2 separate regions of the Homo sapiens genome follow, and region 2 is linked to region 1. The links are chromatin contacts, found by Hi-C in ENCODE. All regions are on one chromosome and are shown on one strand. The core of a region is the stretch at or near the end of the contact, and the rest is flanking DNA. Distances in the headings are between cores, read along the strand shown. Region 1 holds the start of PNKY (long intergenic non-protein coding RNA PNKY). Region 2 overlaps SIM1 (SIM bHLH transcription factor 1).

The links. Hi-C counts contacts between places; a loop is a spot of excess contacts on that map. Pooled maps may share reads with other maps.
Region 2: a pooled map shows a loop between it and region 1 (16-fold over the local background). The contact joins the enhancer-like site here to the promoter of PNKY in region 1. A Hi-C loop is called at or near these places in 1 of 168 maps with a recorded cell type or tissue (CD4-positive, alpha-beta T cell), 13 of 37 single-sample maps with no recorded cell type and 11 of 50 pooled maps.

The regions. Positions count from the first base shown.
Region 1 is chr6:98,830,235-98,833,624 of GRCh38, reverse strand. It overlaps PNKY (long intergenic non-protein coding RNA PNKY), which reads left to right and starts at 1,925. Exons shown (of 1, transcript NR_148381.1): 1 at 1,925-3,390.
Region 2 is chr6:100,444,568-100,448,182 of GRCh38, reverse strand. It overlaps SIM1 (SIM bHLH transcription factor 1), which reads left to right. Exons shown (of 12, transcript NM_005068.3): 8 at 1-37; 9 at 768-915. SIM1-AS1 (SIM1 antisense RNA 1) reads right to left here. Exons shown (of 3, transcript NR_187148.1): 3 at 3,387-3,615. Among named protein-coding and RNA genes, the nearest start is that of SIM1, 19 kb to the left of the region's middle. RefSeq lists enhancers at 1-24, 25-706, 1,389-2,071. Within about 2 kb of position 1,507, at least 2 of the 41 ENCODE cell types and tissues checked have a DNase peak (open chromatin) inside an H3K27ac peak, as active enhancers do.

The DNA of each region.
Region 1 (3,390 bases), core at 676-3,175:
GGAGTGCTGGCGAGGGGTGTGCGGCCTTGTAGGGGCGGCGCAGTCGCCAAAGGCCGCTCCGGGAAGCCGCGCGGAGGGCCTGCGTGCGCGATTCCCCGTGCTCCTACCGCTGGTAGGTGCAACTTTTCCGTTAGCCCCTTGGGAAGGAGGAAGAGTGTGTGAAGCAAATGGGCTGATGCCAGGGGAACCTTCCTAATCAGTAACTTCGGTGGGCGCTAGCGGGTGGGGTTAGTCTATGTCTTTGGCGCTCCCTGGCCAAGCTCCCAGCTCAGCTTTCAGCAGTGAACTCCAGAGCAAGACTATGGGACCATGCACCCGCAGCGCCGCTCTACGGAGCGCGGGCGCGTCGCGCCATCAGTTCTTTAGCCGCCCAGAGCAGGTGCCGCCTGCGAGTTTCCGAGCCTGCAAGCCCGGTAGCTAGAACTTGGGCGCGGACCCAGGCTGGAGCGGCGTGACCGCCACGCAGGGCCGGGTGTGTACATGGGCGCTGTAAAGCGAATCAACAGTTACTGCCGGGAAGGGAATGACAGACCCCAGGGAACCTGGATCGCGTCCCCACCTCTCACCCCTCGCTCTATCGCTGGTTTTGCCGGCGGTCGTAGGCTTGAGAGGGCAGCCAAATCAACGCTCAGAGGGAGCATTTTGGGGCCTCTGAGCATCTGAATCCAGACAGCAGACTGGAGCGGGCCAGAAAATTCATCATGACTAACAAGGAGTCATGCTCTTTGGAGAGTGGCTGAGCTGTTTATAAATCACCACGTTGAGCACCCGCCCGGGCAAGACGCTTTGGCTGAGAATTTCCACGTGTCCTGTGTTTATGAGCGTGTGTGGGGGAGAGAAATGGATAGGGGAGGGGCGAGCCCACAGGCCGCCAGCAGGACGGACCTGCACCCCCACCACGCGCGCACCCGCGCGGCGAGGCGAGGCGAGGACACACACAGCGTGTCGCTCCGTCCCAGCGCAAGCGCGGGGCCACTCTGGCCGCGCGCCTGGGGGCTGCTAGGAATCCCATAACTTTGTCTAGCTAGGAAAAAATGAACAAGTCCGAGCCTCAGCGCGCAGACTCAGCGACTGGTGCCCGCGGCTCCGCAACCGCGAGCCAAGGGGCTGGGTGGCGGGCAGAACCGCCTTCTCCCGGCTTCGGCCCTGCGTCCCCTGTGCTAGGCGCGTGACTTTCCCTGGGCCTTGGGGAGCGCACAGACAGCCCGCCAGCCGCATCTTCTCCTGACATGTCGTGCCTTTCTTTTCGCGGACCTGGAGCTCAGAGCTCCCACGGACAGAAGAATCCAGCCCTGGGGAAGGGCCGCGTCCAAGTGCTAAGCAGCTCATACTTCTCCCCCACCTTTCTGGGGCAGGTGTCTGCTTTTCTCTGGATTTAATTTCACATTTCTCGAGGCACAAGGCCTTCTGCAGCCCATAGGATGATACACTCGAAAGAAGAATGAAGTTTTCAAACACATCTTCGAAGGAACTGAGGCGGCCTGGCTCTGAATCAATTTAAAAGTTCCTCCTCCTCTTATCTTTCTCTCCACACCCCACCCCACACCCCCGCCCTCCTCCCGGCATAGGGCGCTAGTGTGAGGGGACAAGAATAGGCTGCACGTGTACATCAAAACTTCCTGTCTGCGATAGGACATCACCGGCGATTAATGCTGAGATCCTTCCCACGTTGACTTCCCAGGTCTCAACTCCAACTTCCATCCCCGTCTCATTTCGCTGGCGGCCAAGGAGCCGAAACGTTCCCAACAGGGTTTAATATACCCAATAAATCCCCGGGAGTACACAAAGAAATAGCCTACCCGGGGCCTCAGTCTCTGCACCCCACCCCCACCCCCAAGCGCGGCCAATCACCGGGCGGGCCAGGCTGGGCTCGCACCGCGGCTCTGAGCAACACCTCCCCACGAGCTACCGCCGCCTCCCCTCCAGGCGCCAGGGGCCCGGTTGGCGCGAACGCCGGGTTCCGAGCACCCTGGGCTTCCTTGTCTGCCTCCCAGCGCGGCACCTCTTCGGGGCTCCCGAAACCTGAGCTCTCGCTGGTTTTAGGTCCAGACTGGGGCCTCTCCACCGGTTCCTCCCCCGCCCCGGGCTCTGGGGCCCATTCTTTGGGCTGACCCTGTCAGGGCAGAGTCCGCGCGTCTGCCTGCCATTCTCCGCCCGCATAAAAGCACGTTGAAGGTGTCTCGGGCAGACACCTCCAGGTTTTGAATCAGTTTATTCCCTTTCACTGTTCAAAGCAGCTGTTCAAATACACAGGCTGCTTACGTTGACGTGGAGAGGATTTCAAACAACGCTAAAATGCTTTGAACTGACAAGGTGTCTTGATATCTCCCTCACTCCATCCAGCACAGCTCCTCGAGATCACTCGCTAGGACAATGGCTGAGCAGGCGATTCGTGCGGGCCTCGCCACCTCGGGGCGCGGACTGCGGGGTGTCCTAAGCCCCTTCCGCAAGGACAGGATGGAGGCACCTGTAAGGAGATGCTGGCGCCACCCCAGCTTCTCCCAGGTCCGGAGGAACCTCTACTCAGTCAATACCCTGAGCTGGACTTGTCTGAAGAAACGGAGCCGACTCCCTCTTGCCGGGGTGCGCTGAGTGGAGGGGAAACATCCTCGAATAACAGAACTACACCAAAAAGACACCCATGTTATCTCTCACACTTTCACACTCCTCGAGATAGTGAGCCGGACCTGGGTCTTAGTAGCACCCAGTACCTTGACACAAACCTCCCAAATTTCCACCTGAGTAACAGTTATGGGGTCAGTCCATGCACTGTAACTTGAACTCTAATTTATTAACTATTTCATCTAGTAAACACACTCACACCATATATAAAATAGCATTTATTTATTTCTATATACCAGGAGTTGGCAGAAAACCCACCGTGACCACTCCCATACATTGAGCTGGAGGCACACAATTACTAAAACAGAGGTGAAATGGTATTCATTTGATCTTAATTTTTTCTTATTTATGTAGTCCCAGGATAATAGAAATCAGGAAACAAAAGAAAACAAAGAATTTTCTGAGGAGATGGCCATTGGGGGAGTGGAGGTAGCAGCTGGTTTAAACCTAAGTAAAACTAGAAAAAGAAACTGCTGTTTCCTTTTTCTTATATCCACCTTAGAGGATCATGTTTGAACGTCCCTACTCCTCCTCCTCTTTTTAAAAAGCCTTGTCTCAGTCATTCATTCCTGTGCTTCCTGCTCTTCTGCTAGACCCCAGCAGCTGTTTGATTTGGTGAGGCCCCCCTCCAACCTCTGAGTGGAACTTCTTTTCTAAGGGCCTGCAGAATGTCAAAACTGAGGCTCTGGCTTCGGAGCTAGAGCTTTGAACAGCCAATCCACACAAAAAGGCAGCTGGCTGCTTTAATGAAAACTGCTATAAAGCTTC
Region 2 (3,615 bases), core at 258-2,757, 1.6 Mb before region 1:
TGCGACACCTTCCACCTGCGCTGCGCGCACCATTTGCGTAAGGCGCCACCCTGCCCCGTACCCTAGCAACCTTGGCGCATCCGCTGGTTAGGGGGTGGGGGAGCCACGATTTAAATCCCTCGCAAGAGGACAGGTGGGAGCCCAGGGAGCCGGGTGGTGGTGGTGTGTGAGGCCTCCTGAGGGACTTCTCCGACACTGGGCCCACCTAAATTCTCTAACATCCGCGGGCCGCTAATATAGGCGGAAGAAGCATTTCTGGGCGAAATACGTCCCCCGCCCCCGGCGAAGGTATATTACTCTCCTATTGGTATTTTTTCACATCTGTGAACCACACTAAAGATGAACAAAAACCAAGGCTGGCGCTCACTTGCGTTGACTCGCCTGGCTTTTGATACAGCTTTGCTTTGAGCGTAATCTCCCGGGCAGGGATCGTGAGCGCCGGAGCTCAGCTGCCCAGAGCCTTACTTCCGTAGTTAGAAAAGCGAATCTGGAGGAAACCTCCAAACTCTAAGTGTTCCTCCCTTTGCTAATGGTGAAGACATCTGGCCACCCCTGTATCATCCCTAGAAGGGTGACCGGAGGGCTCGATGCAATACCACGGGACAATCAGTTCCTTTGGGAATTTGCCTGTCGTCTCTCTCTCTCTCCTGCCTGGTGCAGTTATTAGGGCCCACAGGGAGCCCTCAATTCTTACCACCAGGGATTGCATTTGGGGCCAGTCCCAGGCAGGCTGGTTCACCACCATCTGCCTCCTGTCTCTCCGTCAGTGCTGGTGAAGGGACAGGTGACCACCAAGTACTACAGGTTCCTGGCGAAACACGGCGGCTGGGTATGGGTGCAGAGCTACGCGACCATCGTGCACAACAGTCGCTCCTCCAGGCCACACTGTATCGTCAGCGTCAACTATGTCCTCACGTGAGTGCAAGACTGAGACCCCTTCACCCACCCCAGGCGACCCTGCTCTCTGCGAGAGTGCGGGTGGCGGCACGGCCGGGTTAGACAAGGCTCGGGCCACGGGGAATGCCATTTTGACCCTCGAGTGCTGGCTGCGCCAAGAGGAGGCAGATCGAACACTTTCATCTTTTTGAAGAGGTTTTCTTCGTTATATTCTAGAGAAAGATTTAGGAGTTTTTCCATCACAGTCCATATTTGCTTTCTTCTCTTTCTTTTTCTCTCTTAACCTTTTAAGCGAACTCTGCATTAAATAAAACTTAATGCGGCAGAAAGAAAGAGAGAGAGAGGAAAGGATCTAAGTACGGAGGCATTTATGGTTAACAAACAGGACATCTGTTTCATTTTTTCAAATCTGGGGTTTGAAGTTCTTAATTTTAACCAGAGTCTCCAATCAAAGTTAAGAGTTCTGAGAGAGTGGCTTCCCCCCTGAACCACAAAGGGGGCTTAAGTGACCAGGAGGATCTGACTTTAACTCGTAGAAAGCTAAGGGACCCAAGAGAACGCTGCAAGTCTTGGCCGGCGCCCAGGCCCCGCGCGGGGCGTAATTGCTTCACTGAGTGAGGAGCGGAGCTCTGGGTGCCACCTGCGGGCGCGAATGACAGGGAGGCTGCAGAGGCCTGCATTTGAGCCTTATTCTTTCTAGAAACAATAATCGTTTCTGGTTGCCAGTGTGGCCCTGCAGGCTCATCACGTGGCCTGGTGTGCGGCTGGTGAAGAAAGCGTGTTCTGTACAATGTTTGTGGAAGTTGAATTGCTTAGGGTTGAAGCCTTTATGAAGAACTCTTGTGTGTGCTGTTGCGCTCTCCCCACGCTTTTTTTGGTAGAGGTTGAAATTCTTGTGATTTTAGGGGATCTCATGGGTTGTTTACTTTGGAAGCTGGAAGTGTTGACACACCAGGCACTTAGTAGAATGCTATTTAGACATTAGGAAGTTGGTGAAGGGGTGCTATTTGGAATCAGACTATACTATAGGTGATAAGGACTAGATTCGTTTCACGTTGTTTTAAATTGCCAAATTAAAAATGTAGTAGTTGGAAATATTATGCTTGGCAGTGAGACTATTTGTTCTGTGTCTTGTTTAATAAAAAAATTTAATTCAATAGACTTAGAAAATGAATTTGGCTTAGATGAGGATTCAACATTCAAGAATAGTAGCTGGCAATTAGGAATAATCTTTTAATTTTTTTATCTTAGTAAACGGTGTTAATATTATATAATTCTTGTAATATCAAGAAGGCTGTGTATTTTAATACAAAACAAAATTCACCAACATTTTGGGTTTCATGAAACAAAACTATCAATTTCATGAATACAGTTCTTCATATTATTAAAATAAATGCAAGAGAGAATGGCAAAGCATAATACATAAAATAGCCCCCTCCGTGAAACAGTAGTATTAAAGGGTGAAAAATTATGTCCGCTTACCATGGAAAGGAAACGGACATTCTTTAAGAAGGTGCTTTGTATGTCTGAGACATCACAAGCATTACACATACACTCTGTTCTCTGGTGGGTGCCTGTGGTTAGTAATCATTTTTTATCAAACAGCAGGGTATATAGTCACACAGACCCATATAAATGATCCAAATGCAAGTTAGACCTCCCAATGGGTAAACTTAATTTATGTTTGGAGTCATTTTGAAATATTCTGTTTTGTTTTCCAGTAGATAAGTGTACATTTCTTCTTCTGTTGATTCTGTCATTCCTGACTTTACATACTCCTTCAGAACTGTATAATTAGATGATCAACTTTACATCACATTTAAAAAGATGTAATGAGGATAAATACATGATTAATAGAAGGAAAAAGAGCATGGTGCACATTGTTAAAACATTTTATACCTCTGAATGAAAATGGAAATAAACACACAGAAGCATATATACACAGCACACAAGATGAAAAGCTGAAATTGATTACCCTTTTATGAGTCTCAGCTTCAATTTCTTGTAGAAAAATTCTTAGGACAATTTTTATAGCTGCAAATGTGGAAATTGCTTTAGACGAAATGTCATCAAGTGGCTCAGTGTGTGTTGACAGGATTTTCATAATGAACAGGTTGCAGTTTGTTTGATGTGCATATCACACATCTGGCTGGAAGTTACTAATTTACATTGTCTTAGCAAATTAAATAGATGGCTATTGATTCTCCATGGTTGTAGTGAACTACCACATACATTTGTTTTTTAGGGCTACTTCCCTATGAAGCCTGAGAATGACAAGTGAATTCTTTCTAAATACACCACCTCAAACAAAGTACTTAAAACCACAAGCTCCCAAATAGTTTGACATGCCAGATGTTTTTCAAATTTAAACGTTTCAATAGCATACATTTTAAAGGGATTTTCATGTCATGAAAGTAGAGGTTTTAAAATAAGCCTTGGTCAAATGAGGTTGTGATGTTTTGGTGGAGGCAACATTCATAAGCTCGTTGATTTTCTAATTTCCTGATTTATTGCTGAAGTTAAAATATGCCTAAAAAATAAGTTATTATTATCTAACAAAAGCAACAATGAATTATTTAGCAACCTTGTTTTAATAAGCAGTTGCAACAGGGCATATAGGAAAACTGGATGATTTTAGAGGCAGGTGGTATACGCCTTGATGCTTTTTACTGACTTCTGTATGCCCACCATATGTTCTGAAAATCTGGAGAGGAGAGT